Linked DNA regions of Homo sapiens: region 2 is linked to region 1. A link is an interaction called in ENCODE POLR2A ChIA-PET data of the cell type or tissue named here. Cell type or tissue: GM12878. All regions are shown on one strand. Links, peaks and the distances in the headings refer to the core of each region. The heading gives the core; the rest is flanking DNA.

Region 1 (6,381 bases), core at 856-4,855:
AAGTGACCAAAACAAAGGCCATCTAATGAACCTTCCTCCCCTTTTCAATTTCAAAATAGCCTGTGCAATCTTTTAATTAATATCCTCTTGCCTGAGCTTGAACTTCTCTTGTGAGGAGACAGAAAACATTTTGCTTCTGACCAGAAACTGCCATCACACATGTTTCTTTGTTCTTTGATGTTGACACAAGTATACAGCCTTTGAAGAACTTTTACTACTGCGGCAAACTAGACATAAGGCCACTTGTGTGCCCTCACCTTTGCACTGTCTTTTTCTCATCTTTTTAAACTTAGCTGTTGTGGAGAGAAGGACAAAAAAGTACACAGGTGATGTTGGTGTGCTGGAGTATATACAGGATTGAAGTTTGATTTACGTACTTCACTCTGAGGGAAACACAAACCAGGCACAGAAAGTTGGATCCAGTAAGAAATCCTTAGTATTGGGAGGGAAGGGGAAATTCTGAATGCAGATGTGTATGTCTTCTGGTCCAGCTGCCTTTGAAATAATTTCAACATCTTCTGAGAAAAAGGAGGTGGAAGAGAAGAGTCGTCTCTTTAAAAAACCTTAGTAGGACATCAGCACATGAGCATGCCGGTTTGGCTGTGCCTCTAACAAAAAGTATCACAAAGGGAAGAGAGATCTTTTCCCCCTATGCAGAATAATATATTGCCTAGCTTTGGCATTTCAAGGGCCCCAGTGCCTCAGCTGTAGCAGCAGATAGCAGTGCCCAGTGGATGCAGGGTTGCTTAGCACAGGCACCAAGAGATAAATAGAAGGGCAGCAAGAGCAGCCCCTGGCAGGAAGCAGACATCCCTTGGGGACTCTAATATTATTAAGGGGTCCTTTGATAGAGGCCAAATTCTGCATAAGAGATAAAGGCAAGAGCTGGCAAAATTTGGAAGAGTGAGAGATTGTGTGACCTTTTATATACCTGCAGGCTGGCAAGGTCTGGGGAAACTCAAAGTACACACAGTTTAGAGAAAAATCCTGGACCACTGCCTGCTACCCCAGTTCCAGACATCACAGAAAAAGGGGTACATGTCCATATAATAAAGATCTCTTTCAAAAGTCTCAGAAAGGCTTTTCAAATACGTACAGCCAACTGATCTTTGACAAAGCATACAAAAACATAAACTGGGGAGTGGACACCCTATTTAATAAATGGTGCTGGGAAAACTTGCAAGCCACAGGTAGAAGAATGAAACTGAATCTTTATCTCTCATGTTATACAAAAATCAACCCAAGATTGATTAAAGACTTAAATCTAATACGCGAAACTATAAAACTTTCAGAAGATAACATCGAAAAAACCCTTGTAGACATTGGCCTAGGCAAAGAATTCATGACCAAGACCCCAAAAGCAAATGCAACAAAAACAAAAATAAATAATTGGAACCTAATTAAACTGAAAAGCTTCTGCACAGCACAAGAAATAATCAGCAGAGTAAACAGACAACCCACAGAATGGGAGAAAATCTTTGCAAACTACATATCTGAAAAAGGACTAGTATCTGGAACCTACAAGAAACTCAAACAAATCAGCAAGAAAAAAAATCTCATTAAAAGGTGGGCAAGTGACATGAGTAGGCATTTCTCAAAAGAAGATATACAAATAGGCCAGGCGTGGTGGCTTACACCTGTAATCCTAGCACTTTGGGAGGCCGAGGCGGGTGGATTACTTGAGGCCAGAAGTTCAAGACCAGCCTGGCCAGCATGGCAAAACCCCATCTGTCCTAAAAATACAAAAATTAGCCGGGCATGCCTGTAGTCTCAGCTACTCAGGAGGCTGAGGCACGAGAATTGCTGGAACCCAGGATGCAGAGGTTGCTGTGAGATGAGATGGAGCCACTGCACTCCAACCTGGGTGATAGAACGAGACTCTGTCTCAAAAAAAAAAAAAAAAAAAAAGCCCACAACAAAACAAAAACCAAAACCAAACAAACAAAAATGGCTCAAAATCACTGATCATCAGGGAAATGTAAATTAAAACCACAATGAGATACCACTGTACTCCTGCAAGAATGGCAATTATTAAAAAGTCAAAAACCAATAGATGTTGGCATGGATGTGGGGAAAAAGGAATGCTTCTACACTGCTGGTGGGAATATAAATTAGTACAACCTCTATGGAAAACGGTATGGAGATTCCTTAAAGAGCTAAAAGTAGATCTACCATTCGATCCAGCAATCTTACTACTGGATATCTACCCAAAGGAAAATAAGTCACTACATGAAAAAGACACTTGTACACATAGGTTTATACCAGCATAGTTCACGATTGCAAAGATGTGGAACCAACTTAAGTGTCCATCGACCAATGAGTGGATAAAAAAAATGTGGTATATACATATATACACCATGAAATGTTACTCAGCCATTAAAAGGAATGAAACAATCTTTTGCAGCAACTTGGATGAAGCTGGAGGCCATTATTCTGAGTGAAGTAACATAGGAGTGGAAAACCAAAAACTACATGTTCTCATTTATAAGTGGGAGCTAAGCTATGAGTACACAAAAGCATACAGAGTGATATAATGGACTTTAGAGACTCTGAAGGGGGAGGCTGGGAGGGGGGGCAGGGATAAAAAACTACACATTAGGTACAATGTACACTACTCGGGTGATGGGTGGACTAAAATCTCAGAATTCACCACTACATAATTCATCTATGTAACCAAAAGCCACTTGCAGCCCAAAAGCTATTGAAATAAAAATTTAAAAAAATATATTAAAGAATTAAAAAACCCAAAAACAAAATCCAAAATTCTCAGAAAGGCTTTTAAAATATGATACATGGGAGAAAACCCTGCAACAAAGACATGAGGTCCCATCATTATTGTGAATTAGCCCCTTGATCAACAACCATCACTTGAACATACACGGACTGCAGCAGCAAATGGGTTAGAAAAATGGGAGGCTAGCTATTTGTTCTTTAGGGAGACAGAGCTATTAGGGCGATGTCTGGCTGAGTTATTGAAGGAGAGGGATGTGTTCAAGGTACAAAATGGGTCCTTGAAATAGTTTCTCGTATGATGGCTCAGAAAGAAAAATAGGACTCCAGCCCTTCACATGACGGCAACCACCATTTGTTACTGTCTGCTGCATCTAGACTGGAATGGGGTCTGTCAGTGAGCTTCATGTTGACACAGGTGCTGGGGAGAGGTTGAAGAGGGGGAAGTTAGCTGGAGACACTGCTGTCAGGATCAGCACTGGGGCAGAGAGGAAGCAGCTGCGTTTCGGTGGTAGAAGTGGGAGGGGAAGGAAGAGGGGTCTGCAAGGGTTCTGTACATCCTGCACTGACAGAACTCAACAGCCCAGCCCTGCCTGGCTGGCCCTGGACAAGATAGACCCTGGGCAGCAACTGGGAGAAGGGAAGAGGAGAAGGGGAGCTCCTGGGGCCAGAATCATTCAGCAGAGGCTGTGGTTTCAGTGCATACCTTTGTGTGAAAGGAGTGCACCAAATCATTGAGTTGGGCTGTAATTCCAAGGGCTATAATTATAATTCCAATTCTTTTTTGTTTGTAATATTTCAAATTCTTGGTTCCTAGATATTGATCAGCAAAAAATTCCTCAGATGGCAATAGCCTCTTTTCTCCTGCAGCTCTCTCCCCACCCTTAGCCCTTACAAAGTAGAGCAGGAAGCTATTTTCTTTCCTCATTTCCATGGGAGAAGGAAAAAAGAAATAATAACAAAAGCCCATATTTGTTGAAGACTTTCCATGAGCTGGGCACTCACAACAATCCTGAGAGGTAGGTATTAATATTGGCCCCATTTTACAGATGAGGATATTGACGGTCGTTTACCCCTGCTTATTTCCTTCACAGTGCTGATCACAATCTCTAATCGTCTTATTTATTTGTACCCTTGTCTGTTCACTCCCATAGAGTGTGCACTCTATAAAAGAGGACTTTTGTCTATTTTGTTCGCTATATATGTGCAATGTGTAAAAGTGGGTGTGTGGCACATCACAGATTCTCAGTAGCTTGTATTTCTGTCAGGTTTTGGATTTGATTTTACCCCACTTACAATCAAATAATTTAGCTTGTTACTGTTTTATGATTGCTGGAAGAAAATACAAGACTTCTGGATCAGAGACAGACTGTATTACTCACAACACATTAAACAACATGAGCATCAGCAAGTTTGTGTCACTTGCCCTTGTCCCCAAGTCCCATAGGGATGACACAGAGGGACCCAAATTCATGCTTTATATGCAGTCGGTTTACATCACAGCTGTGGGACAATGACACTAAGCTTGGGGAGCCCAGAGTTTTGTAGCAAGCGGTAAGGATTCCCACTCTTTGTCCCAGAGGCCATGTTACCTCACCCCTGAAAATTTCTCACTGCCACTATTAATATAACCCTGAGAAATGTCCCTGGAAAAGAGTTGCCAGGGCCTTGCATTCTTGGCATGCCCAACAAGAAGTATAGGAGCATAAGAGATCCAGGGAGGAGTGTCTCCCAATATCCTACCCCACTTACCCCACTTAATTACTTCATGCAGAAAATGGGGATGACAGTATCTACTTGATATAGTAGCTATTAAGTGAGTTATGTGCTCAAATGTCACTTTTTCAGTGACACATTCCCTGACCATCCTACTTAAAATAGAGGTCACACCTCCAGCATTCTCTGAAAATACTACTTTATTGCTTTATTTTACTTCACAGCACTTACCACTATTGAATATACTCAACATTTCACTCATTTATCTCTCTCATTGTCTGTCTTCCATGAAATGGAATGCAATGCAGGGATATCTTTCATATCTCTCTGTCCTGCTTATGACTGGATCATCAGTGCCAAATTCAGGGCCTGGCACATTTTAGGCATAAATAATAAAATACTTGTTGAATGGGTGAAAGCACCCAGCCCAGTGCTTGACACAAAAAAGGGCTTCATATATACTAGTTTCTCTTCCACCCTGCTCATGCCTGTCTCCCTTTTTTTCAAACTGCCCATACATCCATCAATCCCCCAACCATGCTTGGGCTCCGGTCCACCCTCCCACCTGCTCTATCATCCCAAGCCCCTGCTGAGTTGCCCGTGCACACCCAAGAACCCACCCTCCCTCTTCTCCTTTTTCCTTCCTTCCATTTGGCCAGTGGGGGTGGGAATTACTACCTTCTAAATCTGAATCTGAGCGCACACAGAAAATATGATGGGGGTCCCACTTTCCACAGGAGCAGTAAAAAAAAAGATAATCATAAATTCTCCCATGTTATTGAGTGCTGAACATGTGCTGTATCATTTACACGTGTTTGCTCAAGTAGTCTTCACGGGAACACTGGAGGGGGAAGTATTATTATTGTCCTCACTTGACAGATAAGGAAAATAAAGCTCACAGGGGCTAGATGACTTAACCCACCTATAGCTGGGACCAGAACCCATGCAATATAACTCTAAAGTCCATGGTCCATTGAAGGGCCCAGGAACTGAAGGTAAGTCTATTGAAGACAGAAGGTATTAAATGAGCCAAGGGTATGTAATTTCTAACCTCTCCATGGACTTCCTGCCTCCTCCCTGAACTTCTGAGCTACTCAGTGGGCACTTGTATTAGCCTCTCTTTAATGCAGAGGCCTTATCTCCATATCTGGTCTAGACTGCAAACTTATTGTGGATAAGCCCATGTGTTATTACTGTCTGTGGCACTCATAACTTTCACACAGCAGGCTCTTAGTAAACAACAAAGGCAATGACCATAGCATCAGCAGCAGGTGTTGGAGTCACAGAACTAGGTTTGAATTTCAGCTTTGATTTGAACTCGTTTTGTGACCACGGGCACTTTGTTCCACCCCTCTGAACCTGTTTCCTTGTCTGTAAAATGGGCATAATACAAGTACTTATTTCAGATGGTTGTAATTTACAAATGAATTCAAATGTAGTGATTAGAACAGTGCTTGGCATGAAATAAATATTCAAGAAATGTTAGCTATTTATTGTTGCTATTATTATTAGAATCCCTATATGCCACTTTAATATTCACTTTAAAAATATAATCTTATCACACTTGAACATAATAGGTGTTATTACTATTTTATACACATGTCTCAGAAAGATTAAGGTAACTTTTACACAGAGTGACAGAGTGAAGTTTTGAATCCTCGATGCTATTTCTGCTACATGAATTGAATGGTTTCGTCTTTTCTGAAGGAGTGGAATGGTGGGCTTCCTTGATTAAGCCATTTCTTTAATGAAATGCTTGACCAAGACCCTAACAGCCACCAAGCTATGGAGGATCTTACTCAGTTATCTCCAGAAACCTGGCCAGAGGGAATGGGGTGAGGGAGAAGCTGAAGGCAAGGTGAGGGGGTGTGTGTGCTGGCTTTCTGAGAAGCTTAGGGTTAGAACAGGGAGTTGAGGAAGGGCCAAAGTAGAATT
Region 2 (6,381 bases), core at 1,522-5,521, 510 kb after region 1:
GACTTGGAAAATTAGCTAATCTCCCTCTAGGCATGGAAATCTGATTTAATACATGTTTTTTTTTTTTTTTTTTTTTTTTTTTGAGACGGAGTTTCGCTCTGTCGCCCAGGCTGGAGTGCAGTGGCGTGATCTCGGCTCACTGCAAGCTCTGCCTCCCGGGTTCACGCCATTCTCCTGCCTCAGCCTCCTGAGTAGCTGGGACTTACAGGCACCTGCCACCACGCCCGGCTAATTATTTTGTATTTTTAGTAGAGATGGGGATTCACCGTGTTAGCCAGGATGGTCTCGATCTCCTGACCTTGTGATCCACCCGCCTCAGCCTCCCAAAGTGCTGGAATTACAGGTGTGAGCCACCGAGCCCAGCCTGCATTCTCTGTAATTAACCCCAGTGTGCAGATGAGGAAACTGAAGAACGTTAACAATAGTAACTCAAATTTCTCTGACTCTTGACTCTGCTTACTTATATAAGGCCTCTAGCTCCTTGCAGATCTTCTAATTTCACTCTTCCCTATCATCTATTATTTCTGAGTGTCCAGATACAGCTTGTGAATCTATACAGTTTGTGTTGTGTGCTTCTGTTGCATACTTACGCTTCTGTGTGTCCCTTACCTAGCACTAGTTTCCAACTAGGTACTGTTGCCACTCTGTTAGGCAGTATAGTCTATTGTGTGTTTTGGGGAGAGTGGAGGTACTTTTTATTTGTACTCTATTGACTCTCAGAAGGTAGCATCATTGCTTCATTATCCCTCAGGGGAAAAAGCAGTCTTCTGCTGGGTGCCACCACACTTTCCTTGGACACTATTGCTGCTTTTCTAGACCACCCTCTAGAACACTGATGGTAGCGAAGGTGAACTGTCCTTTGTGATAAAGAGACCCCTCTTTTGCTTTGTTCTACATGATTAGTGGAGTTGAGAACAGTCTGCTTATCTCTGAATGTACTGGAATTTTTTTATTGAAACTGCAGTTTGCAACTTTTACACAAAATACTCTTTCTTTTCAGAGCTTAGATATGTTTCCATGAGGCTCGGCCAAGGACAGATTTGAGTCATATGTTATATGTGGAATTACTACTCCCTTCAGATGACTAAGATTTGTTGCTAGGTCGAGTTTTTGTCTTTTCCCATCTCTCTCTCTCACTTCCTGTAGGATGAATTTCCTCTTAGTAGCCTCTTTGTCCCCCAGTTTATCCTTCCAGATTTGTTCAAGGATTTCTTAACCAATCATTTAGACTCAAGCTTGACTCATTTTCATAGAGAAGAGACCATTTGGTTTTGCAGTACCCAGTGTGCCCTCTTCAAGGTGTGAGTCATCAACAAAGATAGAATTCTGCTGCAATTTGATTTTTGTAAAAATAAAGTGGTTTCAGCTGATGAAGCAGAACCAATAGGGGCTATCAAGTTGTGCTGCTTAAATGCATTTTTACATTTCAACCTTTTCAAAGATCTTAATTAAAAAGAATGCCCATTAGTACCCAATACTCCAACCAGTACTCCTTTCCCTTTTTGAGTTTATGCAGCGTATCATTTTTTTTCATGAATTCTGTCAGCACGTAAGAGAATATTGTGAAAGTAAATAGCTTTTTATCAAAATTAAGCAGCTTTGCAAGGATACAGTTCCATCTGGATATGTTTTCAAAATGCATGGCTGCAAAGAAAACTCACCCTGTTGCTGAGATACAAATATTTTATTTTCTAGTGATCGAGTGTTGGTAATGCTTGAATTTAAAGAAAAGCATGCATTAGAGAATTGCTAATGGTTTCATGGGGGTAATTTCAGTAATATTCCAACCCTTGAAGTTTTTTATGAGAAGGTTTGAGAGCTTAGGGTCAGATTTGTGTTATTTAGACTAACGCCCATGGATCAATCCTTCAACAATATTGCTAAACCAAGCTAATGTAATCAAATAGAGGATTCCTCTATTGTGGCGCAGTCAAGTTTTCAAAGTTGACAAGTAAGATGAATTTAGAAGAGAGAGAGTTTATTAGACAATATAAAAATAAAAGTCAATCTTAAAGCTTACCAATGAAAAATAGGCATTTCAGCTGTGCAAACTGAATACAGCTGAAATGCTAAGGTCATGTCTTGTGTAGAAAGGGAGACACAATTTCATTCTGATTCTACTGACATTTTGCTTTCTAGGTGTTAGGCACTGAGCTAAGTACTTAAGATAGCTTAATAAAATATGATTTACAAATCTCTAAAATTCTTTAAAAAACCTCTTCCTTTAAGTATTCCTTAGTGCTCATATACATCTTATTTTTCAAATTGAAATTAGTTTAATAATTACAATGTGTGTTTACTGTAGAAAGATTAGGAAATATAGTCAAGGAAAACATTTCTAAAAATCACTTATAATTTTATTATCCAGAAATAACCATTGTGTCATCTGGGTGAACATTTTTCCAGGACCATTTCTATGCATGTACTTCATTTTATAGGGATATATTTCTAAAACAGCTTACACTCCTTCCAACTTGCCTTCTTCTTGACTGTAGCATGCTAATTATTATTTAGCTTCATAGTGATCACTCAAAGTCAGGATTATAAACATCAGTTTTTAGTCTGTTTTTGCTATATGAAGTCTTCATTCTAGAGTTCTAAGAGAGGCAACCAAGAGGCTACTTTTAATCTAAAGGAGGATTTAGGACTCAGAGCAATACCACAATAGAGCAAGAGTGCAAATTTCAGACATTATTCTGAATTATCTGTGGATTCTCACTTGCAGAGAATCTATGGATTCTCTACTTGATTGGTAGGATGTTTTGAAATAATGCTTTAGTCTCAAGGGAGGGAATATGCATAATTATTTAAATATATTAGTTGAAGCAAAACTGGACCATGGGTTTAACTGTTGTTACTAGTAGGCAGACTAGTTGATGGGTTATATAAGCTTATAGTATGAGAGATACTAGAAAACATATCAAAGACATTTCTCTAAAGATCTCTCTCACCACCTACTTCAGTAATGTACAGCATTCACCATTAGAGCTACTTCCTTGGTACAGGGCATTAAAATCTCTGTGAGAATGCAAATATGTTATGTGGGAGGGAAAGTACCATCATCTAGAAACATCTGAGTTTGAATGAGTAATGGAACTCAGCAAATAGCACAGTGCCTGGCATATAGTTTGTATGACAACTAGTTTATTAATTGGATGTTGAAAAAAGGGCACAGAGGATTTGATATAAGCTTGAACAAAATGGCCCAGGAAAGCATCAAACACAAAAACAGCTTCTCTGCTGTTCTCAGTTTATGGAATGTGTAGTGTTCACAGCTTTTGGAGTGGTGAACATCCCAAATAGAATAGATGAGGAAAATGTGTTGTACCTTTTGCTACTCTGCAAATGGTATTTGGACAGAAGATCAAATTCCCTCATCCAGTTTTAGTTGGATATTCTTCTGGAGATGACCAGAGAAAAACTGAGTATCTTTAAGGGTAAAGAAAGTTACCCAGTTTTCTAAATTGGGCTGAAGTTATTGCCACGTTTCAGCAAGGACATTCTCACCTAAGGGTATGAGGCAATGATATGAGTGGTGAAAACAAGTCTCATTCTCAGTTGATTTATGGTTAATGCTTCAGATCAAGAGTTTGCTCCTCTCCTTCCAGAGCACTCTACTTACAGGAAAGCTACTTGAGAGTAAAGAGTATAATGCTGAGTTGAGTAGTAAAGTTAGACTGCTTGGCTTGGGAGTCAGGATCTACTTACGCTATCTGATGAACAGCTATCACCCAGAGAAACATGGCAGAGTATGGGATTCTGAAAAGACAAGAAGCAGCTTGACTAACATTTGATAAAGAGCAAAGAAATTGGGCACCTGGGTGCTCTCTTAGCTAGGAGTCAGGGTAGCATTCTGAGTATCTCTATATCCAGAAAGGAGGAAATTTAGGGAAGCTTGAAAAGGAGAAAAAAATGCACCAAAAGATAAGACTGCTTCTGTTTCACTTTACCATGCATGGCCAGCACAGTATTCTTAGGCCCATGAGGTCCAGGAGAGGTAGGAGTTTCAGGATATTCCGTTGGTTTTGCTTCTATTTTCTCTTCTCATTCCTTGGATTTTATATTTTTCTCTATGTCCATTTGTATAGGCGAGAACATTTTGTAATAGCTTTGGATGAAGAAAATAGCTGTAAAGTGTTAAAAAATGCCAGGAAGTAAAAACTCAGTTAAAAATTTATTTACCTTTCTGCCATCAGCTTTTCTTTTTATGGGCAGATATTTTAGTTATGAAAATTCCATTTATGGTATGAGTATCAGGAGAAACCCAATAAATGTAAAGTAATGCACTTTAATAGATGCTCATATTTAATTTTTGTATTTTTTATTTTAGAAATGCTCTTAAAAATATGTGGCTCTTGTCTTTGGTGAGAGAGACATGAAAAAAAATCTCTGCATTCCAGGAAGCAGACCAGTTTTAATTAAAAATGTCAGTCTAATTTGTCTTCCTCCCAGAGCTACCGGTATTTTGCCTTTGGGCTGTTGTGTAGACTTATGTATCATTTGTCTGAATATAAGTAACTCTCATTTTCACACTTGCCTTTTCTTGCCTAAATCCTGTGTAGGATTTAGACAACCTAAAGTTTGTCAAAATGGTTGGTTATAGTGGCAAATTAATTTCATATCTGGTGTGTGTATGTATATATATACACACACACTTTATATATATATATAAACTTATGAATAGAAGATGATTTTATCTTTTGTGTGAATGAAACAATAAAACATGGTCCTGTTGGGGGTCCCCATGATCACCCTTCAATGGGATGATTCACTAGAAGGACTGACAGAACTTACAAAAGCTGTTACAGTCATCATCATCATACATTACAATAAAGGGATACAGATAAAAACCAATAAAGGGTAAAGATGCATAGGGTAGAGTCCACAAGAAATGGGTGTAGTCTTCCAGTTGTCCTCTCCCACTGGACGGACACAGACAGCACTTAATTTTCCCAGCAACCATGTGTGACAACATGGGGAAAGTGTTGTTAAACAGGATTGCTCATCCAAGACTTGGTTGCCAGGGTTTTATTGGGTGTCAGCTGTATAAGCATGCAAAGCATGACTGACCTTAGCTACTCAGTGTCCAGCATCTCTCTCTCCTCATCAAACTGATTCAGTGTGGCCCAGGGCCCCAGATGTTCATGATAAATCACACTGTTAGCATGTTCTCTGTGGTGTGTCCCAAGGCTCTGGGTATACAAAGACTTTTAATCAGGCAGCATATTCCAAGGGCTTAGAAGTTATTTCACAGGACCCTAACAAAGGTCAGTCCTAAGAACCTTTGGAATGTGTAGGATTTAGACAACGCAGGCCTGCTGAGATTACCCTTTACTACACAGTGGTGGTGCCAAATACAAAGGCTTTTCACATTAACCAGAGTGCTGGATTACTTCTTTGGGAAAATGGTAAAGGCATTCCTTTGCTTTTAAAATGTTGAAGCCAAGTGGACAAACATTGTCTTACCTCAAGGGTGCCTTTTCTGTTGTGTATATGTTCTAAGGGGAGACTAAGTAGCATTGTGGAGGCCAACAGAGGCCTGGTTTGTGGAACAGCCACTATCGCTGGTAGTATGTGCATTGTCTCTAGAGGGCTGTGTGTCAATGTTAAAATATTATATGGAAGAGGAAACACTACTTGGTTAACTATTTGTTTATCTGTGTAAATTTCTTTATCTTGTTGTACAGCATAAAATCTGACAGAGAAGAAAACACCAGGGAATGATGAATGAACATTTTTATTGGGAAAACTGAGAACAAAAGTCTGGAGTAAAGAGTGATAAAAATGGTTAAGCTTGTGACCACACATGGGTGTTCCTGAGAATCAACAAGGAATTCTGAGAGCAGGGTGTATGAAGGATATTCAGTAAATATTAATTCAATATGAAGATACATTTCTCCAACTTCCCAGTTTTCTTGGAGGGCAGACTGTGAGGATATGATATGTTTTTGGTCTTGTGTTTACTTGTCAATCTCACTTGGTTTCAAACATTTAGAAGAATATAATGAATATATAGGATATTTGGGTGTCTGTGACTTATATTTAAGACTTCTTACTTTTAGTAACAGGATTAATTTCAGACCCAACCTGTGGGTAGAGCAGCGGCACACAGTGGTGGGAATTTAAAGGAAAGCCATGGCACTGATTGTTAAAATGTGAACTGTAGTATCAGGTAGCAAACTGGATCTTATTCCACATAGAGCAAGGTTTAGTATAAAGACCAGTTTACTCTTATGGTATCCATGTAAAATTTTACATCTAGAAATTTGAAGTATCCAGCAAATATAAATTTTTTATTCAAATGTTATTTTAAAATTATACTGAATCCTCTGTGATTTGGATACTAAATTTATAAAAAGGTAAATTTGAGCATGTAGCAAA

The links. ChIA-PET counts read pairs that join two places held together with the same protein. Peaks named below come from ENCODE experiments on the same cell type or tissue, not always from the same donor. Only the 100,000 strongest peaks of a DNase experiment are listed, where the experiment ranks them.
Region 2: POLR2A ChIA-PET joins it to region 1 with 11 read pairs; 2 of 35 experiments call an interaction of 5 or more read pairs at or near these places.

Annotation. Positions count from the first base shown.
Region 1 is chrX:120,746,138-120,752,518 of GRCh38, forward strand. No RefSeq gene overlaps it. Among named protein-coding and RNA genes, the nearest start is that of C1GALT1C1, 120 kb to the left of the region's middle. RefSeq lists an enhancer at 3,093-3,202. In GM12878, for the core only: no CTCF peak of the experiment used is centred there; a DNase peak (open chromatin) is centred at 3,166.
Region 2 is chrX:121,255,698-121,262,078 of GRCh38, forward strand. No RefSeq gene overlaps it. Among named protein-coding and RNA genes, the nearest start is that of MIR3672, 110 kb to the right of the region's middle. In GM12878, for the core only: no CTCF peak of the experiment used is centred there; no DNase peak of the experiment used is centred there.